Regions from separate parts of the Mus musculus genome. Here region 1 is linked to region 2. A link is a loop called in an ENCODE intact Hi-C map of the cell type or tissue named here. Cell type or tissue: left cerebral cortex. All regions are shown on one strand. Links, peaks and the distances in the headings refer to the core of each region. The heading gives the core; the rest is flanking DNA.

The links. A loop is a pair of places that touch in the nucleus more often than their neighbours do. Peaks named below come from ENCODE experiments on the same cell type or tissue, not always from the same donor. Only the 100,000 strongest peaks of a DNase experiment are listed, where the experiment ranks them.
Region 1: it touches region 2 in a loop (2.5-fold over the local background); 28 of 42 quality-filtered maps call a loop at or near these places.

Annotation. Positions count from the first base shown.
Region 1 is chr2:104,677,676-104,693,590 of GRCm38, forward strand. Tcp11l1 (t-complex 11 like 1) reads right to left here. Exons shown (of 10, transcript NM_177190.5): 6 at 12,819-12,955; 7 at 10,703-10,899; 8 at 7,688-7,869; 9 at 6,419-6,591; 10 at 2,305-4,283. The coding sequence ends at 4,081. Among named protein-coding and RNA genes, the nearest start is that of Gm6306, 25 kb to the right of the region's middle. In left cerebral cortex, for the core only: a CTCF peak has its summit at 7,918 (motif pointing right); DNase peaks (open chromatin) are centred at 7,911, 9,799 and 11,266.
Region 2 is chr2:104,734,410-104,750,324 of GRCm38, forward strand. Depdc7 (DEP domain containing 7) reads right to left here and starts at 8,448. Exons shown (of 9, transcript NM_144804.2): 1 at 8,273-8,448. The coding sequence starts at 8,345. In left cerebral cortex, for the core only: no CTCF peak of the experiment used is centred there; DNase peaks (open chromatin) are centred at 8,449 and 12,120; H3K4me3 peaks cover 1,263 bases.

The sequences.
Region 1 (15,915 bases), core at 4,277-12,276, 58 kb before region 2:
CCACCCATACTGAGATCTGACACCCTCTTCTGGTACGTCTAAAGTCAGCTACAGTGTACTTATGTATAATAATAAATAGATCTTTAAAAAAGAAAAGAAAACTAAAGTTTGTACATCACATCATACCATATCATACACAGGGTTTCAATGGACAGCTGCTTTGAGTTCTGAAAGAGCTGATTCTGCAATTACACATACACTGGAAGGAATGGCTATTGTGGGGATACCTGGAGGAATTAAGACAAACAATACCCCACATATGTTTCCAGTAAGACGAAGCAATTCTTTACACATTATAATATAAAGTACTTTACAGGTCTACCACAAAATTCTACAGAACAAGCAGTTGTAGAAAGATTTAATTGTACTTTAAAAGAAATGCTTATAAAACTAAGAGGAAGAATAAAGACTCAGGGATGGATTAAACAGTGCTCTGTTAACTTTACATTTTCTGAAAGTAAGAAAGGAATAATAGCAGCTGAGAGACACTGAGTTATAGAAAAAAAACTGTGGCATTAAGTCAGCCTATACACTCTAAGGATGTAGTAAAATCAGAATGGAAGGAAGTCAGTGAAGGGTTTGCATTGGAGACACAAATTTGTTTATATTTCCACAGGAAATGAAAAGCTGTGAATTGAGGAGAGGTCTTCTGAAAACCTTGGCCACTGACCCTAAAAAGAGCAAAGAAGGAGAGCCTGACAAGTCACTGCCTTCCCCTGCCAGCCAGAGAAGCCTGGGCAAGAAACACTCAGCTCCCAACCACTGACAGGCCTATGAGCAGGACTCTGGCCTCCTGCAATGCAGAGCCAACCACAGGGCAGAGCAGCAGCAGGCCTATGAGCAGGACTTAAGACAGACCATACTGAATACTGCATCTTGCATGCCCAAGTTGGGGCTGCAAGCCAAAAGCTCATAGAACAAGGGCAGAGGTTTAGAGACTTCAGTGAGGGACTCCAGAACACAAGATGCTAGAAGATGAGATAGTCCAGGAGCATAAAATGTTCAAGAAGCGGTATCCACATTACAGGAAAGAGAAGCATCGCTGTTAGGTTTTTACCTCACTCAGTTGTGCGTATGCTCCTGAGGAATCAACAGAAAGATCACATCAGATACCTGAGAACCCTGGGAAAGACATTGGAAAGAATGGAGAAACAGCTTCAAAACTGCATAATTAGTAGCTAAAACAAAGAGGGGAAATAATATGATTTCTTTTGTGTGCCTGGCCCTTTAAAGGATCCCCCGCTAGTCAACTGCTCTCTGGGAATGCTTACCTGTTAGAACTGCTTGGCTGTTAGTGTTGGTGTCCTCCTGTACTTCTGGGAACAGAAGAGGATATAAAAAGCCAGCAAAGGCTGGGAAGGAGTCCAGGAGACAGGAGTAGGATTGGAGAGAGAGAATGGGAGTAGAGGGAAAGAGAAAGATCACAGAAGACAGGTGATGCAGAAGAGAGAAGACTGAGTAGGGCTGGAGAGGAGGGTGAGTCGGAGAAGCTGCTCCTAGCCAGAGAAGATACCGTTTGGAGAAAGAACCCACACAGATCCCACACAAAGTAGCAAAAATAAACAAAAGCTACAGTAGACCATTAAAGACATGGGCAGTGCCTGAGGATGAACTGATAAGGGATATGACCCATATTGGTTCTAATGTACAGCATGTTGATAGGTCAAGCTCTAGCTAGTGGTCTCCAATAATCAAAATGCCCTGTGCTTCAACTGTGGTAAATACGGTCATTTGCAGAGACTGTGACCAAACCAAAAGCCTCAGATCTCATAATGGCCAGTCCATTAACTTTGAGAAATACAGTACTTTGCACTGGGAAGCAGAGCGAGCAGTTTCTAGGGGCAATGGTTTTCTTAAATCTCAAGCAGAAAGAAGGCCTACACGTCCCAGGGTGTATAAGCAAGGTGGCAAAAGCTGCCACAGGGTTCAGAAATGCAGATCCAAAAGAGATATCCAAGGTGGGAATATTCTTACAGTTGGGAAAGGGCCTTTGGGGTCTGGCAGCAGAAATGACAAGCCATCTCAGCTAAGGGGCAGCATGCTGAGCAAAGAAACCTCCACTAGGCATTAGATGTTCACTAAGCAGTACTGTAGGCAGTGCTGCTCTAGAAAAGGCCACAGGCAAACCTCTCACTCTCCTGAAAAACTCAAGTGTTACATAGCAACTACTGGAGTTTACGGTCCTTTGCCATCAGGAACGGTAGAGAGGGTCTTGCAAAGGCGAGGTTTGACCTCCCAAAGATTCATTGTGCATCCAGGAATTATAGATCAGATTTCAAAATAGAAGTTAAAATTCCAGCCTATGTGAAAAGAGATACAATTTAACACAGGTGACAGGACGCTCTGCTGTTAGTTTCCCTACATCAAAGACTATTCCAGTACAATGAACAGGAGGGTTTGGAAGTCCTGGAAAATATATGTTCTGGCAAACAGCTGTTAATGATCAGAAGCCAAAATTAAAATGGCAATTAAATGATATTGAAATAGAAGGTTTGGTGGACACAGGAGCTAATAAAACTATCATTTCATAAAAATCCTGGCACTCAGAATGGCCACTTCAAAAGGTTTAAACCCAGTTTCTAAGAATTGGAAAGTTATCTCACGAAAGTTAAGTCTATAACCGTGGTGTTTGGAATTCTGGGAACTTTTCAGAAGGTATATAAACACTGGGGCACCAAGAGGCAGGGTGGGTGGCTGCTGGTCATTAAAGGAAGATGGAGAACGGTTGTGGTCTGTTAGTAGCCACAGTCAAAAGAAAACAAAAGAAAGATTAAATTTAGGGGCCCGCCCAATCCTTATTTTTCTCCTCTCTAGTGTTAGGGGGAGAAGCGGAGGGGAGGATAAAGGGTGGGAAATAGAAGAACCCACAAAGTAGCAAAGACCAGCTATGGCATGTCCCCGTGCCTGGCTTCATCAGCTTTAACTGCCACAGTCAAGGCTCAGGAATACTGCTGTAGAAAGAACAGCGTTTCTATTTCGTTTTGTGAGACGGGGTTTCTCTGTGTATCCCTAGCTGGCCTGGAACTCCTCCTTCTATTGACCAAACTGGTCTAGAACTCAGAGATTCACCTCCCTCTGCCTTCCAAGTACTGGGACTAAAGGTGTGCACCACCACACCTGAGTTTAAGTTGGAATCTCTGGTTCCTAAGCTGCTCCTGAGCTCCTGGGCACAAACAATTCTTCTACCTTTTAAAACGGAAGCTCCAGGGGCTTATGGCTTCTTAATACAGGTGTGTGTGTGTGTGTGTGTGTGTGTGTACATCCTTTGTTGTTTAGATGCGGGAGATCAACCCCGGGGCCTCGTGCAGGCTAGGCGATCACTGGCCACTGTACTACATACAAGTTGACAAAACAAGCTTTTAAAAATCAAGTTCTATCCATTGGGTATGGTGGCAGAGGCCTGTAACCCTAGCGTTTGTAAGGCAGAGGCAGGAGGATTGGAAGTCTGGGACAGCCTGTTTTACATAAGCAAGTTCCATACCAGCCAGGGGAGTATATATAGAGATGCTGTTTCAGTAATAATAGAAGATAAATTATTAAGTAACTCTGCTGTAGACTAAAGGGCTCTGGAACACTGTTAGGCCAGACCCAGGAAGCAATCAATGGGTAGAGTGGGCAGGAGCCGGTTAGGACCCTGTAAGGCTATAGACAGCCCTGCCATAAAGCACCCACAGGAAGAGTAGTGCGAGGGAGGCTGTAAACGGGACAAGAGGACAAATCTTGGCTTATGATGCGGGCACAGAGCATCTGAGAAAGAATGACTTTTGAGAGACAACTGTCTCGGGTTTCTTGGGAGAAGCGGCTCCTCCAATCTGAGGAGGCAGAGGCTGAGACAGAGGCAGCCAACTGTTGAAGGCTCTGAGCTCCTACTCAAGAGAACCAAAGCTCCTTAGGTTTGTAAACTTGCACTCATACATACGGTCCTCAAAACAGAATCCAGTGCATCCTTCAGTCCCGTGGAATCAGCGCTATTAATCAGGAATGTACCGTAGGCCGCCATTCTCCGAAGCCCGGCACAGCACTGCGAGGGCGAGCGAGCGGGGTCTCAGGAGATGAGAGCTGCTGTGGCAGCTGCGCGCCTCAGGAGCGGAGGAGGAGCTTACTAAGGATTGCATCGTAGTAGGGACAGAACACCATCTTGTTATAGTTGACCAGGCGCACAAATTTCACAGCAACTTCTTCCAGCTCTTTCTGAATGGGACCCAATCCCCCAGGCACAGTAGGCAGGGGCTTCTGATGACCAGAGGCAAGGTATGTCTCCAAGAAGGTGAAAATGCGGGACTCTGTGGCGAAAGGGAAGAGTAATCAGGGTTGTCTCTTCAGGGTGACTTTATTCATGTCTGGTTAGGTTTCAGTTAAGGGAGTCATCTCTTTCTCGGGGAAGTCTTTCCTCGTCACCCCCCAGATCAGATCGGTACAACTTTGCACTTCTGAGGGGAAGAACACATACGTGCACACAAGGAGTCTGCGGCAGCATGCTCTGCTCTAAAGAGGATCATGCCACTGAGGCCACACTGGCCACTGCCACAGGGCACACATGCACAGAGAAAGAAAATAAAAGCAAGAACAAGTTCAAATGTGGGGGCGGGGCTGGAGACACGGCTCAGCCTTAAGAACACTGGACTACAGACACACACACACACACACACATACACAATACATGCCTTTCATCCCAGCAGAGATAGATGGATCTCCATGAGTTCAAGACCAGCCAGACCTACATAGAGCCCTCGTCTCAATAAATACATAAAATCTTAGAAAGAAAATGTTCAAAAAAGTAAAGAGGGTTAAATATACAGCTCTGTGGTGGAGTGAATGACCCTGGATTTAATTTCCAGAACTTAAAATATTAGAAGGGAAGAGAAGGGGAAAAAAGGAGGGATGGAAGGAAGATGAACCTTGTCCCGCTAACTTCTACTGTCTGTCATGACTGAACACAGGCTTCCTTCTTTGATGTTCACAATGGGAGACCACAGAAGTCATCTGTGGTCTTGTTCGACTTAAGAGGAACAATTCTGGTTGATACCTTTCAGCTTTGCCTCTCTCAAGTACAAACAAAAGAACCCACAACACAAACACTCTGACAGCTGAGTCCTACACGTCTCCATTCCTAAGGGATCTGGTTCTCCTGAAGTTCCTAGAGCTGGAAACTCCCCAGGATCAGAGTTCTGTGTCATTCCCACCTAGGACTGCTGTCTGTAACTACGACAAAGCCAGACAGTGGGGCCGCACACTCAGGAGGCAGAGGCAGGTCAGATCTCTGAGTTCGAGGCCAGCCTGGTCTACAGAGTTCCAGGACAGGTAGGGCTACACACTGAAACCCTGTCTCAAAAACCAAAACAAGACAATGGGACAAACACGGAGGCTTCGGGCGCTCAAAGGCCTTCCCTGGGAGATAGAAATCTCTGATTCAAAGAAGCCGCTTCCTCCTCCTCAGCGACCCCAGGCTGAGCTGTGGCTAATGCAGGGCTGGGTAAGGCAGGCTTCGAAAAACTGTCTTAATTTTTAAAAAATCCACAGTATTCATTTTATATAAAATGACATAGTAACAAGGATCTGAGTTAAGGCCTGTGACACTAGAGGCAGAGCCTTTGAGATAAGGATGGGTTCTGGTCCTTGCCTGTCCTTCTGGGCAGCCTCACCACACTCTCCTAACCCAGCAGCCCTCAAAACCCACTCGCACTCCATCAAACCCTCTGGGAGTCTATTGCTGCTGTGGTCACTGGCTGGTTTAAGGCAAGGTTTCACTATAGGTCTCAGGCTTGCCTGGAACTTACTATGTAGACCAGGCTGGCCTCAAACTCACAGAGATCCGCTTGCTTCTCTCTCCTGACTGCTGGTTAGATTGTACTGCATGCCTAGCTCTGTTTTCCTTTGAGGGCCTGCCCTCCAGCCCTCTGTTCTAATCACTGCATCTTTACTGTTGCTTACACAAGCTAAAGTCATCTTGGAAGAGGAACCTCAATTGAGAAAATGCCTGTGTCAGATGGAGACAGGTTTGTGGGATATTTGCTCTTCTTTCTTTTCTTTCTTTTTCTTTTCCGAGGGAGGGTTTCTCTGTAGAGTCTTGGCTGTTGTGGGGCCTCCTGCCTCTGCTTCCCAGGTGCTGGGATTAAAGGTGTGTTAATTATTGAGATAGGACATCCCAGCTAACTTGAGTGGTGTCACCCTGGAAGGTGACTTGGGCTATATAAGAAAGCCGGCTGAGCAAGCCATGGAGAGCAAGCCAATAAGCAGCATTCCTCCGTGGCTTCTTCTGCTCCAGCTCCTGCCTCGAATTCCTCAGTGACAGAGTATGACCTGACAACTCTAAGATGAAACAAATCCCCCCCCCCCAAGTTGCTTTTGGTCATCGTATTTCACTACAGCAATAGGAAGTAAATAAGACACCCTCCAAGAGAATGTCCCTTCAACGTACCCATGATCCTGCGAATGGGGTCCTCGGGACTGGCGAGGGCCTGAATCTGGCCCTTGAGCACGGTCTCCTTAGCAACGGAGAATGGGGAGGAGCCACACAGGGAGAGGCAGCTGCTCACCTCCAGGCACACCTTCTCGCCAATGGAAGCCAGGGCGTCCTCCAGATGGAAGGAACTAGAACAGAGAGGGGAAAGAGGAGCAGGAGACCAAGGGATGCAACCCTGGCCCTGTCGTGACAAGGATGACAGCGTGTGGGACCTGTGGCTCCCTTCCCTGCTCCCTCATCTCCTAGGCTGTGATCCTTTTTAATCATACCAAAGTGGTTGCTCTCTGCTGTGGGCGGGGTCTCATAGAACCCAGGCTGGTCTAGAACTTGTACTTTACAGCGGAGGAAAACTGTCAACTTCAGATGCTCCTGCCTCTATTTCCCAAGATTAGACCTGTGAGCTACGATGTCGGGTTTTACAGTGCTCTGAGCATGTTAGGCACATGCAGTAGGCATGCACTCTCCCAACAGAGCTACATCCCAAGCTTCAAAGCACAAAGCTCATGCCATCAGTGAATCAGAGCTGGCTTCTAACAACCAACAGAGGAAACACAGGAACCAGAAACTGGGTAGCCGTGGGACAGGACAGGGAAGCCCTATTCATCAAATGCTCTTCTGTATCTTGATTTTTTTTTTTTTAACCATGCTGGAGATCAAGCCCCAGGCTCATATATAGTAAGCACATTGCCAGCTGAGGCATATCCCCAACCTCTGCAGCTGTTTTGGTTGGTTTGGTTTTTTGAGACAGAAGACAGCTAAGGCTAGCTGTGGATTTCTGTTTTTCCTTTCAGGCGCTAGAGCAACTGACTGTCCTGGGGCCAAGGTCTACGTTCCACTGGATTCTCTAAGGTCATGGTATTTACTGCTAGTTGAACAACTCAGTAGGTGCAAGTCAGTGGGGTGACTGGTTAGTAAATAAGATTAAGTTAGAAAACAGGTTAAACATAGGACAAGTTCTACCTCGGGAGGTGTCTACTTCAGTCTATCTGTGTTAGAATGTTCTGGTCACAGCCACGTTGCTCATTGTGGGCTCTGAGCCTTTCAGACATTTGAAAACCACAGCCCTAGAGCCTTGTAAAATCCACAGTTCCCTGTAGCTTGAACATGATAGCCATAAATAAACTTCAGGTAGGCAAAGTCTTCTCTAATCTCCTAGTGGCCTCACACTGGGAAACTCCCACTGTACACTACAAGTCCATCCACTCTAGGGTCCCAGCCACTTACGGCAGATGCATGTCCGTTAGCAGAGTCTTCACCATCATCTTGAGCTTCTCGGCAAAGTCGGCATGCCCAGAAATTCCCGGTGCAGCGGTACTGAACGTGACCAGCAGCACGGCTCCCAGGACGGCCAGCTGCTCCAGCTGGAGCTGGAGCTCTTGGAAACGAGACTGGTCCATCAAAACTGTCTGCAATGAACACACGCGGCACTGCTGAGCAGAAATTCAAGATGGCCAGCAGAGGGCAGCAGAGCCGCACCTCCGCCTGCTCTGTGGTACCCTTTCAGATGTCCTGCATGCCTTTCAGAGCTAGAAGAGCACCACATGTTAGCTCAGGCAGGTCTGGCGATAAACCCAACCCTTCACAGGACTATGACCTCAGGCAAGTGCCTTTACTGTCTGAGACTATACAAAAAGGGACAGCCCTTTTTACAGCGCCTTGAAAGATGAAGAAACCCCCAGCAGGGGAGCAGCTGAAAGCCACTACTCCATCAGTAGGAGGGGAGGTACAGTAGCAGGAAGGGAAGGGAAAGAAGATGAAGCTAGGGTGCCCAATGCCTTCCTATGTGTCCAGAACTAACTGTCCCAGACTTGAAAGGGAAACATCCAAGTCCTGAGGTGACCCCATTTTTATCCCCCACAAATCAGGAAATCACCTATGCTGATAGATGGGAGAATCTTGAAGCAGAGCCTACGGCTATTCATCCTCATATCCATAGCACAAAGGAGCCCCAAGAACTCCAAGAGCTCCAAGGTGGGCACCCCTCCACCCACCCACAAATACACTCAGAAAGCTGAGACAGGAGGATTGCTATGAGTCTAAAGCCAGCCTGAGATACAAAGTGAGGCTGTCTCAGAACAAACAAAAACAATAACCAACTCAGGTATGTAAATAAAGAGAACAGTCAGAAATGACAAATTGAGCAGAACTCATAACCACATAAAAGCCACCTGAAAGTGGACTTCGTCTCATGTTAAAGAACCCAAGCCTTCCCTACAGAGACACTAGTGTTAAAGGACCCAGGCCTTCCCTACAGAGACACTAGTGTTAAAGGACCCAGGTCCCACCCTACCTGACTATCCCTAGCTACCAGAGGAGATGAGGGAAAAGCAGCAAGGTCAAAAAGGTGTTGATTCAGTTCAGAGGTTTTTGGTTGTTTTCTTTGGGGGGTGGGTAGGCTTGGGGGCTGGATCTCACCACATCGCTGTGGCTGTCCTGGAACTCACTCTGTAGACTAGGCTGGCGGCAAACTCAAAGAAATCCACCTGCCTCTGCCTTCAGAGCACTGGGGTTATAAGTGTGCACTACAATGCCTGGCCCAGATCTGAGTTTTCACAGGTTAATCAGACAAGCTCTAAGAACCTCTTTGCTGGGGTCTGGAGAGATGGCTTAACAGTTAAAAATACCAACTATTCTTCCAGAGGTCCTGAATTCAATTCCCAGCAACTACATGGTGGCTCACAAATATAATGGGATCTGATGCCCTCTTCTGGTGTGTCTGAAGAGAGTGACAGTGTACTCACATACATAAAATAAATAAAACTAAAAGAAAAAAGAAGAGCGAGAGAAGAAAGACAGACAGACAGACAGAATGAATGAACCTGCTTTGCTGTAAGAAGATAACAGGGATGTGGTCTATGTTGTAATCCTGAAATGTTGAGGCAGGAGGATCAACAAGAGTTTGGGAATGGGCTATAGTGTTGAAAACAATAACCAGATAACGGAGTCAGAGCCCGGACTCCTTAGGAGGTTAAACCTCCCTGAAGACTGAGGTTTCTTCATTAACAGCTTCCATTTATCTCACTGCTCACAAAGGCATGATATCAGTTAGCGTGGCAAGACTTGACTTCAGGATGCAGAAGACTGCCAATAACAGACATGCAGTCCCAGTAAAAACCACCATCTTCCCATTGTAAGAGAAGTGTCAGGTCGAGAACTTCCCTCCAGAAGATCTCATGCCACTACCCAGTGTCACAATTTCTAACAAGCCAACACCACCTTTAGGTCCCCTTTAGTACCAACAGGGAACTCAGGCAAGAAGGGAAGCTTACAGCTCTTGAAAGGAAACACAGGGGCCATGACAGAGACGTTTACAGAAGCTGCAGGTCTGAAGCTGAAAAAAGGAACAAGTGCTCTCAAAGAAGACAGAGGAAGCCACACACCAGCTTAGTTTCTGCCAGAGAAGTGGGGAACCCCTCATTAGTCATCCTCTTGAATGGTTCCTGCAGCTAGACCTGCTTAGGATAATGCTCACCGTGGGAGTGGCAGAAGTTTCTGGAGAGCAAGCTGTGAAACAAAACCAGGGTTTTTTGTTTGCTTGTTTGTTTGTTTTTATGGTTTTTTATTTTATTTATTTATTTATTTATTTATTTATTTATTTTTGGTTTTTTGTTTTTGTTTTTTCGAGACAGGATTTCTCTGTCTGAACTATCTCCAGAACTCACTTTGTAGACCAGGTTGGCCTTGAACTCAGAAATTAAGGATGTGCAACACCCATACACATCTTTTCTTTAAAAAAAAAATCATGACAAATTGAATAAAAACAGTGTACTCATATACATTAAATAATCTTAAAAAACAAACAAACAACAAACAATAAGAACTATCCAGAACAGACAAATATGGAAAGCAGAACTGAAAGGAGGAGAAAAGTCCGCTGGCTAACGATGCTGCCAGGGGGACTGTATAAGTCTGAAAATATACCAGAAAGCACGGAGTGACACATGCTAAGGAGGAAAGGACAGGCAGATCTCCACAAGTTCAAGACTACCCAGGAATGCATAGCAAGCTCCAGGACAGCCAAGGGTACATGGAAAACCCCTGTCTCAAAAACACAAAGGGAGGAGAACAAGAGAGAATGATGTGGGAATGGAAAAGAAGGACCACATTGCATATTTTCTCATATGTAGAATGTACACATATGTGCTAGAACAATAAGAGTCTTTAAAAAAAACAACAACAAAAAACCAACTGTGCCCCTTGAGACAGCGTGTGAATGGCTAAGGTGCCCACAGCACCTACCTCAGGGAAAGGTCTCTGGAAGTGGTCCCATTTCAGAAGCTTCAGGTAGGCGAAATTCTGGACAGAAACAGGGGTCAGGAGTGGGGCATCCCCAGAGCCAGCAGCGCCTCCCCCAGCTGGCAGGGCATGTTTGTACTTCTGACTCAAAAGGTCATTTGTGGCCTCTTCCAGCCACTGTGTGGCAAAGTCCAGGGAGTCTGGAAAACAGGGCTACACTCATCACCCTGACATTTGCAGGGACACTTCTTGGAATTACCTTAATGAAGAGAGTTTCTCCAGTGAAATTCAAGGTAGAGAATGAACTTTGAAACCCACAGACTGAATCCAAATCACCATATTGCTTTTCGATAGCTTCGTGACCTCAGACAAATCTCAACAGAAGATTCCTGTCATAAAGAAATGCATGACACCTGCCTCACGGCTGACATTGCGAGAACCTGGCCTGGCCTGGCCTGCTTCCTTCCTACCTACTCTTTTCTCTAGTAGTGAGCACATTCGAGGTGGCTGGAAGACCAGATTGACTGCAGCTCGGAGGGATGCTAAAAGTTCTGGCTCACAGACAAACAGGACAAGACACCAGCTGGAGTCCCTTTGTTTAGCAAAGCATTTACACCGAGGGCTAGCCTTGTTTCTGGTGTGACTCACGCAGTGGGAGCATGTCAACGGGGCCCTCAGATGGCTTTCAGTGGCCTTTATGTCCCCTCTGCTTTCCTTAGTAACACATAGGTACCTATCAGAACACCAGTGTCCTCCACATTCTGAGTAGAAAGTGCTCCTTGAGAGAGGTGCAGCCCTGGTGGAAGCTCCTTCAAACCAAGCAGGAGCTGGGGTTTCAGCCACTGTCAGCTCCTCCCTGGTGCTGCACCTCTGTTCTCCTCACAAAGTTCTCAATTTGGTCCTGACTGCTGATATACAGCCTTCTAGAGACAGGCTTTCTCTGTGGCATTCAGGCTTTGGAAACCTTGGAGAGGTGGACAAGTGACTGTGATGTCTCTAGGTAGGCTCCTACGCAGCAACGATTCTTTCAGGGCAGCTGAGCTTCTGGCACCTGACTCTGCCACGCTCTTTAGCCTAGAAGACCGTGACCCCAGACAAACTGAAATGTGTCAGCCAATCTTCGCCCACTACTTCTACTCTCCCCTCTTTCCATTCCTCCCAGCCCCAAGCTTCCATATAAGGCTGCAGGAATTAACTTCCTTCCATGGCCACTGAGTTAACCAACCTGGTCAGGCAACAAGATCTATTCAGACTGCCATTCCCATCTCATCAGCAAAGCTATGCTACCTGAAATGCACCACCGCATGGCACCTGGAAGCAGCCTACAAACACAGCTATACTAGACTCAGTCAGTTGTTTACCTGAAGTCACGCGAGGCTTGTAAAAATGAAATTTTCTTCCCAGCACTTGGGGAAGCAAAGACAGAAAGACTGTCATAGTTTAAGGCCAGCCTGGATTTCACAATGAACACCAGGCCACCTGGGCTGCAGAACAAGACCTGGTCTCAAAAACAAAACAAAAGCTGGGTATGGTGGTGCAAGCCTTAATCCTGCCACGGGAAAGGCAATGTGCACTCTACCCAGAGCTGTAAGTATTTTGAGACCCTGACACAGAAACAAACACAAAAAAACAACCAACCAACCAACCAAACAAACAAAAAACCCCACTAACCATACACCACCACCAAGCTGTGAAAGCTGCCCTTTCCTGGTTGTGAATTCTGAGTTATGAATAAGGAAAGAGGCAAAGTGACACTCCCTGCCGTTCCGATCAGCAGGAGAAAAGCTAATTAACAGAGATTTGTCATCAAGGACAAAAATCAAGACCTGAAATATAATTTAGCTGAAACTGATGTTTTCCTTTGGGAAAACAAAAAATTTAATCTAGTAATTTTCATTTTTTCCATTTTTACTCTCAGGTCCTACCCACATAGCTCTTGTCAGCTGAGTTTACTCCTCGTTATTTTGTTTTTGATGATTAACAGCATCCCGGGCTTTTCCTTCCTCAAAGCACACTACCTCCATCCATTCTCGCCCTGGGCTCCAAACAGTCACTGGCTTTTATGAAACGTGTACAAGACAAAAGCTGACTGATGAAAAATGCCAACAGAGCTACTCACTCGGCTGCCTCTCCAGCACTTCCTGAAACTTCCTCCTCTCATACTCGACTGACTGCTGCATGAGGTGCGGCCTAATGCTACTGATGGCGAAGTTGGCCATGTCAACTTTCATTAGGTCCAACACAGAAAATATTGCCCTGAAAAAGAGAGAAAATGTTTAGAAGCAGGCAGTCATGATGCCTTTAAAGGAAAATACTTTTAAAGTCATAATACTTTAAAGGAAACAAGATACGTGTTTCATCTTAGAAGGGGCAGCAAAAGAAATCTGGGAAATCATGAGAAAAAAATGGATTAAGAAAATGAATTTAGGGGACTGGAGAGATGGCTCAGCGGTTAAAAGCACTTCCTGCTCTTCCAGAGGACCTGTGCTGGCTAGGATGCTCAGCCTCTGTATCAGTTCCTCTTTCTAGGTTCCTGCCCTCGCTGCTTTTGATAATGAACTATGGAACTGTGAATAAAAGAACTCTTTGCAGGCTGGCGAGATGGCTCAGAGGGTAAGAGCATTGGCTGCTCTTCTGAAGGTCCTGAGTTCAATTCCCAAAAACCACATGGTGGCTCACAACCACCAGTAATGGGACCTGATGCCCTCTTCTGGTGTGTCTGAAGATAGCTACAATGTACTTACATATAACAATAAATAAATCTTTAAAAAACAAAAACAAAAACCCTATTTCCCCCAAGTTGTTTTTGGTCATGGTGTCTCACCACAGCAATAGGAACCCTAAGACAAAGTGGTACTAGAATCATGGGTCATCGCTGTGACAGACCTGACGATGTTGTTTGGAGAGGATTGTGGAAGGACTTTGGAACTTTGGGCTAGAAAAGCTCAGTGAGATTTTCTGTGGAACCTTGGAATCTGTTGAGAGCAGTGCAGATGATGCAGGCCCGGCATGTGAAGTTCCAGAGGGAAGTTGGAGAGTCACTTAAAGACACTATCAAGGCTGTTTGCTATTTCGGGTTGACAATCTGTGGTTCTTAGGTTAGCTAGGGGTGAAGAGTCAGCTGTGATTTACAAGAGACCAGAAACACTTCAGTAAAACCTTTGCATTACTGGGACAACTGATGCTGGCTTGCTGAAGCTAAGCAATTTGTAGTGATTAAGAAACCAGCCTCACTAAGGTGAAATCTTCTGGAAGTGTTTCAACAGTCAGTATACAGAAGCTGTGTTCCAGAGGTGGCCAACACTGTCCCTCATACTAGCAGCTGAATTTGGGACTGTGTAAGAGTCGCCAGGTTGACCTCATTTTGAAGGTATGAAGGGATCAGGGAAAGCAACTGAGGCTTGGCACCTTGAGAAGCCAGGAGAGGCCATTGGTAAAGGTGGAGCCACAACAGCAGAAGAAGCCCCAGCATTGAAGGAGTCATGAGGAAAGTTGAGGCTTTGCACCATGATGAGAACCCAGGAGAGGCTATTGGTTAAAGTACATCCTAGTTGCAGAGGACCCCAGCATTTTGGAGATGCCAATACCATGGAACAACCTCCAAGAATAGCAGCAGCCATGTGGAGTGGAAGCCTGAACCTAGAAGACATGCTCTGTGTATTGCATAGGGCAGATGTCCCAGGCTCTTTGGAGGAGCCCAAAATATCAGGAGTGAATCCCAGACACTGGACATTGAGAGATTTACACAGTTGTAGTTTGGTTTTGCTTCGATCTGTTTGTGACTATGCCCTGGCTCTTCCTTCTTGAAATAAAATATTTAATTTAATTACTATTTTTATAAAAGCCAACAGTTGAGAGACTGAGTTTTTGAAAGAGATTTTGGGATTTTAGAGACTGAATATTTTAAAGAGACTGAACTTTTAGTGTGATTGAATTTATAAAGACCATGGGACTTTTAAAGTTATTTATGATTTATATTGTGATATTAATATTACTGTGCCATCTTGGAGCTAAATGATAAAGAAAAGGTTCTAAATGAAAAGCGTTATGTTTGTGTGTCAAGTTGGCAAGGGGTCAGTTGTGCTGGCTAGTTTTATGTCAATTTGACACAAGCTAGAACATCAAAGGCGAGACCTCAGTTCAGTTCCCAGCACCTATGTTGGGTAGCTCTCTGGCCTCCTCTGGCATCAGCACTCTCATGGGCATACACAGACAGACAGGCAGACAGACAGACAGACAACAAAAATAAAATCACTTCTAAAAAGTACAACAAATTTGGAACACAAACTCTTAACTAATGGCTTGAAAGAGTACAAAATTTTAAGGTGCTTTTTAAACATCCTAATCTTGCCACTGCCTTTCCAGCCTAGAATTTGTTCCTTGGCTCTAGGCCAGCCCTCCTGACAGGCAGCCTGAGGAAGGACAGAGATCTCGACAGACACTGAAGCTCTTTCATGTTCATGCTTACATAGGTCAATTCATTTTCTAAGCAAAGAATAAAAACAGGCTACGTGAGGGGGCTCATACATATAATCCCAGCACTGTGAAGACAGAGGCAGGAGGATCTCTGTAAGTCCCAGACCAGTATGGTCTACAAGTGACATTCCAGAACAGCCAGAAGTGCACAGAGACTTTTGTTTGTTCCAAACAAAACCAAGCCAAACCTAACTTCCTCCTTTCTTCCTCCCTCTCATCCCAGTTTCTGTTTTAAGCGTTACTTTGTGCTCTGGTTCAGTGGCATAACTGCTAGCTCACATTCTGTTCCCAAAGGACAAGCCCCAACCTGCTACTGAGATTGCCTTCCACCCTGTCTCCTACACCATGACTCTGGACTACTAAGTGCCCACCTGCAGGAGGTAGTTAAGAACTTGAGGTTCAGGTGTAGATGTGGCCCCGCATAAAAGCAGGGCTAGGATCAAATGTGCTCTCAGGTCCATGGCCCTTTAGAACCACAGCCTTCACACGGGGTCACGGGGTCACGGGGTTCTGCTTCCCCCGAGATTCTGTCCAGCTCACAGATCCTGAGAGGCACGCCATCTCTACTGCAAACACTCCTTCTAGTTCTCTAGGATTACCTGCAGGGAAACAGAGGCATCCGAACCTACTCATGTGGGGGGGTTGGGGGGGCACTGATTTAGAGAAACCCTAAACATGCTCACAGGGTGATTTCAAAAGCCCAGATCTCCCCACTTCTCTTTATAAAAGTCAACAGACTG
Region 2 (15,915 bases), core at 5,125-13,124:
TTTCAAGACTCAAATCCTAGAGACTGTGAGAAACAGTAAAGTAAAACTGGTGTTACCTGTGAGGAAAGCCAGAGTCCACACTGAGGGGGTCTTAGAATTGGTATCCAGGCCTCAGGGTGAGCTTCACTAACCTGGCTACAATGTGCCAATAGCCACCTCCTTCCTTTACTGTAGTGTGGAGCAGGGGCTCCTATATATAGCCCAGGCTGGACTTGAACTCAGAGATCCACCTGCCTCTGCCTCTCCAGCTCCGGGATTAAAGGTGTGGCCACTACCCCAGGCCCAACAGCCCAAGTTCTTAATTTATTTAAAATACCAGAGATCATAATGAGTTTTAAATTAACCTAATGCTGGCTCATTAATCTTTCCATTTGTGTGTATGTGTGTATTGTTTTTTGAGAAAGGGTTTCTCAGGGTATAATCCTGGCTGTCCTGAGTGGAACTCACTCTGTAGACCAGGTTGGCATTGAACTCACAGAGATCTATCTGCCTCTGTTTCCTGAGTGCTGGGATTAAAGACAATTGCTACCACTGCCCAGCTTGAGACTATGTCTTAATGTAGCCCAGGCTGGCCTGGCTCTATGTAGTAGCTTGGCCTTGAACTGATGATCCTACCTCTATTTCTTGAGTTCTGAGATTGCAGGTGGGCTTCAAATTCCCATTTTATCATTACCAGTAATACCTACCATTTGAGTATGCACAGCATGGCAAACTATGACTTCTCTAATTTAACCAGACACATGGCTCTGTGGAAATAGTTAATAATCACCCCTTTTTCAGAAAATTGAGGTTCAGTGTGTTGAACTTGCCCTGGGTTACACAGATAGTAATTGAATACTAGCTTTCCCTAATACTTACGTATGTTTTATGATTAGTTATTTGGTGTTGGGAATATAGATTAAGTTCTAAAGCAGTGGTTCTCAGCCTTCCTAATACTGAGACCCTTTAGTACAGTTCCTCATGTTGTGGTGATGCCTGGCCATAACATTATTTTGGTTGCTGCTTCATAACTGTAGTTTTGCTACTGTTATGAATCATAATGTAAATATTTTTGGAGACAGTTTGCCAAAGGGGCCACAACCCACAGGTTGAGAACTGCTGTTCTAAACAGAAGCTCCTGAAGACTGAGGAAGTAAACAGCTCAAAGCCTCAGGAAGTCCCTGAAACTGACGGGCCAGACGGACTTCCCAAGGCACTAGGAACTTCTGAGGAGGCAGAGACCACTTAAGCTAGGTCAAGTGTGCAGTGAGCTCCGATTTCCAGCTTGCATGAGCTGGGGTGGCATCTGGGTTCACAGCTCCTTCCATGCTAGCTCCTTTAAGTGACCCTTCTCCTGTACTCCTAATAGATGCACGGGTGTGGGTGTCATGTAAGTCTGTCAGCCCACACACTGTCAAGGTCATTGTCTTTGACAATGCATAAAGTTTAAGGACAACCTGGACTGTAAGAAACTCTATCTCAGGAGAAGCCAGTTAAAAGATACAAGATTAGAATTCATCTTTCCATGGCAATTCCAATAAGGTAAAACAATGAAAGAACCAAGAGATCAGAAGAAACAAATTCAAAAGTTTTAAGATTTACAAATTCTTTCCCAAAGTGTTTATAAACACCTGGAAGCCAGTACTGAAATAAAGTAGAATATTGTGAATTCTGTAATATATACAACACATAGGAGTAAAACAGGAAAATAAGACAGCAAACCTGGAGATATCAGATTGTCTTTCTCATAAGGGAAACAGACTTTAAGGTCAGCAAATTCTCTTTTCTTTTAAAGACAAAGTTTCAATGTGTTGCTAAGGCTGGCCCAGTACTCCTGGGTTCATGTGATCCTCCTGAGCCAAGTAACTGGCATACAGGCATACAGGCACGGTTCTCACACCCACCTGGGGTAGTGATGTGTTAAAGATACAAAGTTAAAACACTCCAGCCACAAAGTAGGCTAGTACAAGAATCCTGAAAGTTGAAGCAAAGTCACCAATTCTAACCAAAGGATGGTGACAGGGATGGGCATGCAGCCAAAGGATGGTGACTGACAGGGATGGGCATGCAGCCCGAACGGCATGGGAAAAAGCTAATGCTTACATAGGAATTAAGTAAGGAGCAAGGAACAAACTTCCCCGTATTAGCTTGCTACTAAAACGTGGGAAATCAGGACGTTTTACAGGTTGGATAAGACTGTAAGAAAGATTAAAGAACAGGTTAGAGCAGGGCGGCCAGCACCTGTGTGCCACATAATGTTTCCAGAGGCCTCCAGGCAAGATAAAAGCCAGCCTTTTCAGGCCCCTCTGTTCTCATTGACCATTAGTTCCCAAGCACCACACCGTGTTCCCAGGAATTTCCCCTCAAGCATCACCACCCACAGACCCAAAGCTCAAGTTCACACAGACACAGCGACCCACAGTGAACGGAGGACTCGACAGGTCAATATGTCAAAGCTCATACCAGGATAACCAGGTTTGACTACAGATCCCCCAGTGCTGCGCAGGATCTATCCTATCACCCATTAAGACCGGAAAAGCATGCTAGCCAAATAAAACGGACTTTCTGTAATTTCTAGACAGAATTCAAGAAACCAGAGAGTGCACAATGACTGTTTCTCAGGCTAGCGAGCAGTCGCAGCTGAAGCTTCAGATTGTCCTACAGCCTCGCTAGCATAGAAGCTGGACAACTCCTGAAAAGTCTACATCTTGAAGCCAGGGGCTGTGACTATCTTTAATCCTGGCCCCCAGTGGGCAGAGGAAGAGGCAGGCCAATCCAGTGCAGCCAAAGCTACAGTGAGACCCTCTCTCAAAAATCAAATCAATAAAATCAGAATAAATAAACTCTTCATCTTGAAGCTATTTTCCATTTGGTCAATGGTGTTCTAAAATACCAGGACTGTGTGAAGAGCACTGACTATTCTTCCAGAGGACTTGGGTTTGCAAGTAGCAACTACATGGCCACTTACAACTATAAATCCAATTCCAGGGGAGGGACCCGACACTCCAATTTCCACACATACATGATGCAGACTTACGTGCACGTAAAACAACCATGCATATAAAATAAAAATTAATTTAAAAATTTAAATTATCTAAGAATCTAAAACTAAGCTACAGTAGGTCTGGTCAAAAGATTTCATCTCTGTATCTTGGTTCTTTTACCAACCACTATAGCAGTTGAATAATATAGTTAAGCTTGTTCTCAGGTCTACACTGCTAATTATAAGAATTTAAAGACTGAAATTGTTCTTGCTTCCCTGAGAAACAAACACATTGAATATCAAACAGAATGATGGATCTATAGGAAAGAAAACATGGGGACACATTAAACCTAGAGCTCTTAACATTATGGTCTCCTTTTTTTTGTTCAGTTTTTGTTGTTGTTGGGTTGTTGTTGTTGTTTTTAATGACACTGCCTTATGACCCAGTTTGGTCTCAAACTTGCTATTGTAGCTGCAGCAAGTTTGAATTCATGACCCTATTACCTCTACCTCCTGCGTGAAATGCAGGCAAAAACTACCATGCCTGTGTTGCATATCCTCCTAAATGATACATTAAACCTATTCTACTAAACATCTTTTATTTGCTTGAAAACAATAGTTTGAAGAGCAAAAATCACTTTTCATAAAAAAAAAGTTTATTAACAATAAGTTACATTTTCTTTTCTTTTTTCTTTTTGGTTTTCGAGACAGGGTTTCTCTGGATAGCCTTGGCTGTCCCGGAACTCACTCTGTAGATCAGGCTGGCCTTGAACTCAGAAATCCGCCTGTCTCTGCCTCCCAAGTGTTAGATTTAATCCCAACACTGCCTGGCAAGTTACATTTTCAAGAGAATTCCAACCTTTAGTCATTTATTTGAAATACTGATCATTGCCATTTTTAATGATACATAATGATGTTATGTATAAGTTACTAACCAATAATTCCTTTAAAGCCAACTCATAAATCAGCCACGGTAGGACATTACATTTACTCAGATTACAAGGGACACTCAGGATCAACCTTGAAAACAGCAGTTCACCCTTACTGAGAGAGCCTAGTCAGGGGAAGCCGCTCTAACCATGCAAGTGCCTACAGGTACATCAGCATGCATTCTGTAGCCAGGCTGTGACAGAGGGGTAGCATGCACACATGACTCCTGAAAACATGCTACTTCGCTCATTTGCTCTTGAAATGGTCTCACCACGCAGCTCTGGCTGGCCTGAAACTCCCCATGTAGACCAGCCTGGTCTTTAGTGTACAGAGATCTACCTTTAATCCCTTGACCTTTCAAGTCCTGGGATTAAAGGTATGTGTTACCAAGCATGAAATGATTATTTTCATTCTAGAGCTTTGGACTGAAAATTTAAAAAGTCATTGAAATAACTAATTTTTCTCCTATAAAACTTTAAGAAATAGAGTTAGTACATCGTTTTCAAGTTTCTGTACAGTTACAGAGTTCAAATAACTTAGCCGCTTTATGAGCCATCTCAATATTGCTTTAACACAGGTTAATGAACATTTGTTACTTGTAGATTATTGCTAACTACTAGAAAAACATTTGTAAAGGTTAACCCAATGGTTTGCTGTGGATCATTTTACATCCTCATCAGATCTGTCAGGGGACATGTTTTATTTATCAATGGGAAGGAAGGGGCTACTGACATCTAGAAATGCTAAAAGTCCCACAATGCACAGCATGGCTCCCACAACAGAGAAGTGTCCACAGTGCCTAGGTTAGGAAAGCTTGGGTGGATGAAATACTGTTCAGGGTGGGAGTGTGTGCTAAGGCATGCAGACTCAAGCAGCGTGGACTCGGGAATTCCGCCGTCCTGGGTTTCACTCTTGGATCCCACCCTTCATTAAAAAAATCCAACTTTTGGCAAACTACCTAACTCTACTGTTGGAATCACATGCTAATGTGGCTAACCGTGTACAACAATAAGCAAAGTCCAGCTCAAACCAGGGAAAAAACTATCAGTATCTAGAGGAAGCCCAGGAGACATGACAACTTATAGAACAGAGGACCTTTCTTTTTTTTTTGGGGGGGGGGGGTTGGGGTTTTTTTGGTTTTTCGAGACAGGGTTTCTCTGTGTAGCCCTGGCTGTCCTGGAGCTCACTTTGTAGACCAGGCTGGCCTCGAACTCAGAAATCCGCCTGCCTCCCGAGTGCTGGGATTAAAGGCGTGCGCCACCATGCCCGGCTTCTTTTTTTTTTTTTTTTTTTTAAAGACAAAGTCTCACTATGTAGTCCTGACCAGTCTTGATTTTAAGACATCCATCTGCCTCTGCCTCCCTAGTGCTAAGAATAAAAGCACACCTCACCATTAAGTCATTTAGGATTTAAGAGAATTTTATTTAAGGGACAGATTACAGTTCGCTGAACATGGTCTCAGCACACTCAGGAGGCTGAGGTAAAGCAATGTCCAATGTGACGTAAGCTTGAGCCACAGCAGAAAATCCTGTCCTCATTCATGAACAAACAGTTGGAGGACTGGAGATGGCTCAGAAGTTAAGAACACTTGCTGCTCAGAGGACCTGAGTCCAGGTGCCAGCATCCACATTTGGCAGCTCACAACCACCTGGTCAGATCCAGAAATGATGACACCCTCTTCTGGTCTCTGTAGCCATCTACTCTCATGTGGCACACAAACTTCCACATACACATAAATAGTTCTTATAAGCCACCACCCTTCCCAAAACATAAAAAACCCTGGGGGTATAGTTCAGTGAAAGAACACTTGCCAGGTATGTATAAAGTTTTATTTTTATCTTTTCAGGTTCATTCCATCATTTTATGTGTGTAAGTGTTTGTCAAAATGTATGTCTGTGCACCATATGTATGCCTGGTGCTTACAAAGGCCAGAAGAGGAGGTTGGAACCCCTGGAGCTGGACTTACAGAAAGTTGCAACCCTTTATGGGGGTGCTAAGAGTCTAACCTAAGTCCTCTGGAAGAGAAGCCAGTGCTCTTAACTACTGAATCATCTCTGCAGTCTCTTGACAGCAGTTCCAAAGCCGTTACTCAGGCTGGAGAGAGCTGCTCAGTGGTTAAGAGCACTTGCTGCTCCTGTAGAGGGGCCAGTTTCAGTTCCTGGCACCCACATGATGGGTAACTCCAGGGGACCCTATAATTCTTCTGTTCTCCTTGGGCACCAGGCACACACATGGTGTACATATATACATGCAGGCAAAACACTTACACATGTACTAAATGAAATCAATTAATCTATAAAAATGACTCAGAGAAATGTTTAGTAGGCAATAGCTGAAACTTCGTGAGAGCAGTAAATGTCACTGAGGTTATGTCACAGCTCGGTAGCTGAGGCCAAGTGGGAAACTTTCCGACATGACAGAAACAGATACTGCATCTCTTCCTGGATATTGCCTTTGACAGTCCAAAGTTTGCTTTCCTATCTGGCACTAGAGAAAGGCTGACTCTGAGGTGCCTCCATAAAGGCTGGCTGTAGGTATAAGTCTCTCCTGACAAGAACAATATTAACATTTGCTAAGAGAAACATCTACAAAAGTAGGCATTGCGCCCTCCCCTGCTTTAATTCCGCGATTAGTGAGAAAGCATATGGGAAGTATTCTGAGCTCCTTGGAAAAGTGACACCAGCAAATTCAAAGACTTAGGTTACAGTATAAAGGGATAACGAGATAGCCAACCACTTTCTTGTTGGTCTGTATTAAGACAGGTGTCTTAAGTTCTGGCAGAAGACTAGCACAAACCCCCTTTTCCTCATAAATCAGGTTCCGGCTTGTGTTTATAGCCATTGAAAGAGTTACTAATCCCTGGAAAAAGGGACGTACAAAGCTGCTTGCCAGAGCACACAGACAGGGAATGGCAAGGAACCAACCCCCAGGCTCCCATTACCTCCATCAGAAGGACTGTGACAAAGCAGCGCAGGGTGGAAGAGGAGTAAATAAACAATTAGCAAATCGGAATCCCAGCTGCAAAGAGCAGCTGGAGCCCACAGCAGCCCCCTCAGCAGCCCCCTCAGCAGCCCCCTCAGCCCTGGGTGCCTGATGCTGAGGACAGTAAGTGAGCGGTCTTTTCCTTCAGTGAGAATCTGCTAGCCACACAGGTCAAACCTTCCCACAGTGAGTCAGCTAGCTACCCAGTTTTAAAATGCATTCCCTCTCACCACCTAAAAACCTGTTCACAAATGTCCAGAGCCCAGAACTGACATTTCAGCTGTTAGGAAAGACCTTCCGAGTTAAAGTAGGTGAATTTGGGAATCCCATTTACCAGAGAGAGCCTAAAGCTATCAACAATTTCCAGTGCCATGTCAAGTGATAAAGTGATCAGAGCCTGTTAGGTGAGAGCAGTAAGTGGTCAGATCTTGTTTGCTGGGGTTTTTTTTGTTTTGTTTTGTTTTTTGAGACAGTCTCATTTTTTAACTGTTTGGTTTGGAACTTTCTGTGTAGAGCTGACTTGGAACTCAGAGGCCTTACCTCTCTCTGCCTCCCCAGTGTAGGACTGAGGGCTTACACCTCTACAGCTGGACTATAGGCCGCTTTTATAATCTGTACCGAGAAAGCAGTTCTCTAGCAAAATTCATCATTAAGATCTTGGAGATTATGTGGAGCATTGATTAGTAAAGTCAGTCAAACACAATAGCTGGGACCACTGAGATACACTTTTCTGACCTAGGGGAAGGAATCACTGTTTCCGCAAGTTGGCATTTTACAAATGAAAAGCTTTGGTAGAGAGCCAATTTCTCCAGCTCTCTATCCCGCAGTTCCAGAAAGGGGGAAAGGTGGCACCTTATCCAAACAAATCCAAATATCTCCTTATTTGCAGAATTAAGAGTCAGAATTTTAGAACGGATTATCGGATTCGGGTCAAAGATCTTACACCCGCCCTCAATGATTCAATACATTTGTCTCCCAAAGTCATGTAACTATCAGATCAGGGGTTGGGGGGGGGTGATGGGGGCTTCACTGAAACATTGCTTGTAGCGAAAGTGTTAAATTTACACAATATTACTTCATCTCCTGAGTCTGGGAGCCACCGACCTCTGATCCCACCATGCAGTCAAGAGTTCGTTCTCCAGACGCTGGCCAGGAAACTATTCAAAATTCCGCGCGTGTCACAAGTCAGGCTGTGGAGCCTAACCCCCACTGCGAGCGAAGTTTGGTAAAGTTCCTAAAACGCCGAGCTCTGGCTGCGGCGGGGTCCGTGGCCCGTGGCCCGTGGCCGGCTGCCCACCCAGGAGGAGAAAGCGGATCCTCGCGGCCGCGCAGCCCGCGGAGCGCACCGCCCGCCCACAGCCCGCGCCCGCCCCACGCTGCCGCGGCCCTCCGACCCACCCGGAGGTCTCTGTGCAGGGCTGTGCAGAGCCGACAGGTTCAGCGCCGCCGCCTTCTCTCGAACCGTGGCCATGTCAGCGGCGGGCTGGACTCCGTGCCCGCGCCGCCGCTGCTGCCGCTGCTCCACAGACTGCGCGCCCGCGCCGAAGCCTCGGGTTAACTCCCGGGGAGCGGGGCTCCCGGCGGGCTCCGCCCCTGGCGATCACGTGTTTCACAGACTGGCTCCAAGCCTCTGCGCTCCAAAACGCCCCAGGCAGCTCCAGGCGGGCGGTGTCCAGGTAGAAAGTACTTAGGCATGGCTTTTCCAGTGCTAGTCGGTACTAGCCCGGGGCTAGACCCGCTGAGTCCCAAGGTGTCCCTCCAGGATCTGCCCTCGCTCCAACCGGAGTCTTATTGCTCCAGGTCTCAGTGCTTTCTGCTCTCACCTGCTAGTATTAGGACCAGGTTGGCTGGGCTTTTAATGAGAATTACCTGAACCGACATTTAGCAATTCGTATTTGGACCATAAATGCTCCCAAGTGTGTCAGGATAATAAATACTTGGAGTTTTTTTCCTTCCTGTCCCTCTAAAGAACAAACAAAACCTTATCTAGCCTAGGAGAGCAATGTCTAGAGGTCAGAGGACCGCAACAACAAAGATCATGGGGCTTCCTGCCAAGGAAATCTGTGTTGATTCTAAATTAACCCTGGGTCTGGTGAGCACCGGGAAGGGGAGCATGGAAGAACAAACTGGAGGGGGAAGGAGAGAGGGTTGCTGCTGGGAGCGCTTCAGTTTCTTGGGTAATTGAGGTAGAGAAACCAGGGACCCAGTGCTGGGTTAAGTCGGCAAGGTTGAATGATGTTGGAGATCATTAACCTAGCTGACGGATGCATGACCGTCCCCTCCCTTCTTCTTTTGAATAAAGTCAGGGTCTTTCTATATACCCTGGCGGTCCTAGAATTTGCTCTGTAGAATAGGCTAGCCACGAACTCGAAAATCTCTGGCTACCTCTATCTCCTGAGTGGGAATAAAGGCATTTGTTCGCAACTGTTGCCCTTTCTATAGATTTCTACCTCTTTTGGGGGGTGTTGTGTTTTATAAAAAAGAAGGAAGGGATATGCTTGGTGGAGGCGTGGTATGTTGTGGTAGAATGGTTCCTCTGCAGGCCCATGCTGAGGTATCCGTTCCCCCTGAGATACCAGTCACACAAGGAGTATAGTATAGAATAGAGTTTGGGGAGGAGTTAAGAGGGTAAGGGAGAGAGAGGGGAGGGGAGGGGAGGGGAGGGGAGGGAGGGGAGGGGAGGGGAGGGGAGGGACAGAGAGGGAAGAGTGTAAGATGGTAGGTAAGAGAGTGAGGAGGCGTCAAGCAGCCCCTTTTACAGTGAGTCAGGCAGGCATACCTGGCTGTTGCCAGGTAACTATGGGGCAGGGCCTAGAAGAAACGCTAACTGGGGGGCGGGGGCTAGAGAGACGATTCAGCAGGTACAGCTCTTGCTTTACTAGCAAAGGATCAGAGTTCAGTTCCCAGTACCCATGTGCCTGCTCACAACCACTGGTCTGTAACCCCAACTCCAGGGTTTCTGATGCCCTCTTCTGGCCTCTGCAGACTCCGAACTTGGGTCTTCATGGTCATAGTAACATAGTTCTTATAACCATTGACATTTCACCATCCTGGAAAATAAATTTGACAAATACTAACATTGGATCTTTTGAAAAAAGGCAGGTTTGCGTAGTGATCATTTTTGGCATTTTATGTATGACTGAGGCATTTTTCAAGAGTTTGTGCTGTGTTTGTCTAGTCTAGTTAGAATACTGGCATTTTCTATCTACATTGAGTATACCCAGGGAGACCTAACCCTCTTCCCACCTTCTTCACTACACAGATTTTCCCATTTGTTGTGCTTATTAAACACATTATTATTCACTTATATATTTTGTGTTGAAGTAGGGTTTTGCTGTATAACCTATGGTGGATTGTAACTAATTATATGTGTAGCTCAAGCTAGCTTCAACCTTATGACATTGCTGCTGCCTCAGCCTCCCAAGTGCTGGGATTACAGGCCTACACCACCACCACTACCCAGGCCCCATTTGTATAGCTAATCTAATCATTTCGGCACACATATATCCTAATTCCTACCAAACTGGAAAATCAGCCAGGCAAGTGAGCATATTTGAACCTCTCATCTGTGTAGTCTCAGGAATGGAGTGGATGCTTTGGTTATTCTAGTAAAAATATAAAGCTCTAAAAGAAATCACCTTTGGGCTGGGGATGTATGTAGTTTGTTGTTAGGATAATTGTCTACTATGCATAAGACCCTTCTCCACAGGGGACACCCCCACACACACATGCCAGCACACCAGCTTCATAATTTTAAAAAATTTGTTTAGGAACAACCAAAAAAATCTTAAATTTCTCTTGTAACTAACAAGTGTCACAGACAGTAAGTTTCTTCTTTCTCCACTCCTTTTTAATTCAATGCACAGCTATACAGCCTTTGGCCTATTTTGCTCTGTTCTTTTTTCTTTCTGTACTATAAAAATATTGGCATCATGCACCCAGACTGTTACTATTGCACATTAGTTTTTGTTTGGAGGTTTGTCTTGTGTCTCCCCCCAAAACCTTCCCTCACCCCACATGTAGCTCAGGCTAGCTCCACATGTAACTCAGGCTAGCCTTGAACTTGAGGTCCCTAGCCTCCCAAGTGCTAGGATTACAGGCACATTCCACCAGGGCTTCGCATGAACAGTGTTTTTATTCCTTGTACAAAATGCTTGAAAATCACTTTCATCATTAGCTATTTCTAGCTGTGGGAAAGACATGTCTAGCCTATGGGAAGAACTTCACTTGATGTAAAGTGGTCTAAGAACAAGTCCAAACCAGTCAAGAGGTAGGAAACAGAGCAGAAAGTTTATGATTCATTCATCTATTCTGTTCTGGCACAGTGTGTATGTGTGTGTGTGTGTGTGTGTGTGTGTGAGAGAGAGAGAGAGAGAGAGAGAGAGAGAGAGAGAGAGAGAGAGAGAGAGAGAAATCTCCTGTTCCTGTTTTCTGCAGCAGTGTAAAACAGTGATGCTTGGGGCAGCCTTTTGTAGTTTTTGTTCATCTGGTTTAGAGCTAGGGCATCAATTAACCCTGGGAGTCACATGTTCACAATTCCTATACCACTGAGCCACACCTCTAGCTTCAGACAGGTTTTATTATCATGTCCTTTTCTATTTAAAGGTGTTTTTTTAAAAAATATTTTTATTAGGTATTTTCCTCATTTACATTTCCAATGCTATCCCAATATTTAAAGGTTTTCTAATTTTATTTTATTTTATTTGTTTATTTGAAACAGGGTCTCACAATGTTGTTCTGATTGGCTAGGACCTTTTTTTGTTTGGTTGTTTTGTTTTGTTTTGTTTTTTTCGAGACAGGGTTTCTCTGTGTAGCCATGGCTGTCCTGGAACTCACTCTGTAGACCAGCCTGGCCTCGAACTCAGAGATCCACCTACCGCTGCCTCCCAAGTGCTGGGGTTAAAGTCTGCTTTAAACTTAGGTTTAAAAAAAGGTCCGCTGCCCCGCGGACCTTTCTAAGTAGACCAGGTTAGCCATGAACTCACCGAGATCTGCTTGCCTCTCTCTGTCTGCTGAGAGTGTTGGGGTCTGGGCGCAAGCAATCCTCCTGCCTCAGTCTCCCGACTAGCTGGGACTACAGATGCTGAACAAAGGCATTCATAAGATCCAGCCATAGGTAAGCCTGTAGGACTTAATTAGTGATGTGGGAGGGCCCCGCCCACTGTGGGTGGTGCCATCTCTGGGAGGGTGGTTCTAGATTTTGTACAAAAGCAGGTTGAGCCGGCCAGTAAGCAGCACCTTCACAGCGCCTGCATCAGCTCTGGTTGGTGCCTGCCTTGTTTTCTCATGGGTGGTGGGCGGTAAGATGAAAATAAGTCCTTCCTCCTCGAGTTGCTTTTGGTCAGTGTTTCATCACAGCAATAGAAACCCGAACTAAGACAAGCTCCCTTTTTTTTTTTTCTCTCCCCCAGACAGAAAAATAGGCTCTGAGAGATGATTCAGTAATAAGAGCACTGGCTCATCTTCCAGAGGATCAGGGTTCAATTCCCAGTATCTACACGGCAGCTCACACGCATCTATAACTCCAGTTCCAGGGTTTCTGACACCCTCAGACAGACATACAAGCAGGCAAAACACCCATACACATGAAATAATAAAAATTAAAAAAAAATTCTATCATATCACATTCTCACTTCATCCCCACCTCCCTCCCCACCCAGTCTTGTATGTGTTTGAGTGCACACTCTTGTGGGTTCACTTGCTCTCTGTCAGTCTCATGAATCCATCAAGCCCAGTTTGTATCGGCACAGGGTTTGCCCTAGAGTGCAGCTCATATACCAGGGGTCCCATCTTTAAAGAAATCTGACTCTCCTTCTCCCAGCAGTTACCTAAAACCAATAGCTCCAGCCTGGCTGTGATGGTTCACACCTTTAACCCCAGCCCTCAGCAGGCAAATCTCTGAGTTTGAAGACAGCCTGGAGCGCTAGGGGTGGGGGTTGTGAAGGTGTTGGAGAGATAGCTCAGTGGTTAAGAGCACTGACTGCTCTTCCAAAGGTCCTGGGTTCAAATCCCAGCAACCACATGGTGGCTCACAACCATCTGTAATGAGATCTGATCCCCTCTTCTGGGGTGTCTGAAGACAGCTATAGTGTACTTACATATAATAAGTAAATAAGTTTTTTCTTTTTTTTTAAAGAAGAGGAAGACAGCCTGGTCTACAGAGATTCAGGACAGCCCAGTCTACACAGAGAAACCCTGCCTGGAAAAACAAAGAAACCCCAACCCAAACAAACTCCTGAGTTAGGAGTGGGACTTTGTGCCCACCTTCCTTCCTCTTTTTGTTTTTGTTTTTTGTTTGTTTTGTTTTGTTTTGACTTGAGTTTGGGCAGATTTGATGCCTGCTGTCACAATCACTGATTTCATATGTGTACCTGCCCTGTTGTGTCTGGAAAACACTGGTTTTTGGTTGGTTGATTGGGTTTTGTTTTGTTGTTTGTTTGTCATCTATGTGTCAATATTTTCTTTGTCCACTTACCTATCAGTGTACATTTCAACTGGTCTTGTTTGTTTATTTGAATTCATATTTATTTATTTATTTATTTATTTATTTTTTGAGACAGGATTTCTCTGTATAGCCCTAGCTGTCCTGGAACTCACTCTGTAGACCAGGCTGGCCTCGAACTCAGAAATCCGCCTGCCTCTGCCTCTCAAGTGCTGGGATTAAAGCGTGCACCACCACGCCCAGCAAATTTATTTATTATTATATCTAAGTACACTGTAGCTGTCTTTAGATACACCAGAAGACCTTTCATTATGGATGGTTGTGAGCCACCATGTGGTTGCTGGGATTTGAACTCAGGACCTTCAGAAGAGCAGTCAGTGCTCTTAATATCTGAGCCATCTCTTCAGCCCCAGTTTTATTTGTTTGTGAAAAGGTTTCTCTGTGTATCCCTGGCTGCCCTGGAACTCACTCTGTAGACCAGGCTGGCCTCAAAATCGGAGATCTGCCTGCCCCCTCCAAGTGCTGGGATTAAAGGTGTGTGCCACCACTGCCCAGATCAAAATCATCTTTTGAAACAACTGTTTAACTCAGCAGCAGTTATGAGTACCTACTACTTTCCCAGACAACCTGAGTTCAGTGTCTAGCACAATGACAACCCACAACTCCTAACTCCAGGTCCAGGAGATCTGATACCTTAGACTTTCTAGGGCACCTGTATCTATATTTGCATACAATCACACACAAACACTCCCACATATACTTAATAAATGATAAGAAATATACCTAACCAGCTGGACAGTGGTGGCTCACTCCTACAAACCCAGCACTAAGGAGGCAGAGCCAGGCAGCTCTCTGAGTTCAAGGCCAGTTTGGTCTACAAAGTAAGTTCTAGGGCAGCCAGGACTCTACAGGGAAATCCTGTCTCAGTTGAGGTTGGGGAGGAGGGAGATAATTTCTAACCTTTTTGAAAGGAACCGACTTTCATGCAACAATAGTGGAGAGAATTGAGCCTGAAGACACAAGAAGAGAACCGTGGTGTTGGGGCAAGAGGCAACTAACTGACGGAGGAGATTCAGGATACAGCCAGTTAGCTAGGCAGTGTCTAGAACAGAACCCTGGGAAGAGGCCTCCCCGGGGTTGGAACAAAGGTCAAACATTGACTTCAAAAACTTCCCTTAAATGAACCTTGATTTGCTTAGTTTGTAGGAAAACTGACTCTGGGTGTCACTGATCAAGATGATAGAACAACACGCCATTGACTAGGGGAGTTGGTCACACAGGTGTGAGGACACAGAGAAGCACAGCCTCTGCTTCTCCAGCAGAGCTGGACTGGAGAGCTTCAGTTGAAAGGCAGGCAGGCAGTCTTGTGAGATTCCTAGTGGAATCTCCTTCCCTACCTGGGAAAGGAGTCAGGCCACAGGTGGTCTTTAAGTGAGTGTTGTTGCTATTCTAACATCTTTTTATTTGTATGGTTTTTAAGTGCCTCTCTGTGTGTGTGTGTGTGTGTGTGTGTGTGTATACACTTTCGTGAGTGTGGGAGGGGATGGTGTTTGTTCATGTATGTGGGTGTCTGTGGACACTAGAGTCCTTTCATCCCTTGGAGCTGGAGTTACAGCCATTGTGAGCCTCTTGACACGAGTACTAAACTCAGACCTTCTGCAAACAGCAGGATAAACTCTTAACTCCTGCTCAATTTTTGGTTTTGTTGTTTTGTTTTTTGTTTGTTTGTTTTGAGACAGAGTTTCTCTGTGTAGCCCTGGCTGTCCTGGAACTCACTTTGTAGACCATGCTGGCCTCGAACTCAGATATTCACCTGCCTCTGCCTCTCGAGTGCTGGGATTAAAGGCATGCACCTCCACTGCCTGGCTATTAGGATGATTTAAAAAAGCAATTATATGATATGTGTAGAGTTATGTAGAAGCAAAGCTTTACTGTGCTAAGGAACTAACTCCAAATGATAAACCAATAACCACAGGACTGCACTGTTAGGATCCTCACATTAGGGGAGGCAGTACGTATCACATTACAACAAAAAAGGCAGAAAGGGACTAGAGCTATCTGAGGTGATATTTCCATATGTAAATAGGCTCATAAGTCCAAAGCAGGCTCTGGTAAGATTATATGTAGTAAATTCTATAGCAACTGACCAAAACAAAAATTATAGTGAAAATAAAGAATTTAAAGGCTATATTAGAAAATATTTACTGGGCAGGCGTGGTGGTGCACGCCTCTGATCCCAGCACTTAGGAGGCAGAGGCAGGTGGATCTATGAGTTCGAGGCCAGTCTGGACTACAGAGTGAGTTCCAGAACAGCCAGGGCTATACAGAGAAACCCTGTCTCGAAAAAACAAAAACAAAACAAAAGAAAGAAAGGAAGAAAGGAAGAAAGGAAGAAAGAAAGAAAGAAAGAAAGAAAGAAAGAAAGAAAGAAAGAAAGAAAGAAAGAAAGAAAGGGAAAGGAAAAGAAAATATTTACTGAGCTGGATAGGTGGCTCAGCAGTGACTGTTCTTCCAGAGGTCCCGAGTTCAATTCCTAGCAACCACATGGTGGCTCACAGCCATCAGTAATGGGATCTGGTATCATTTACATAAAATTTTT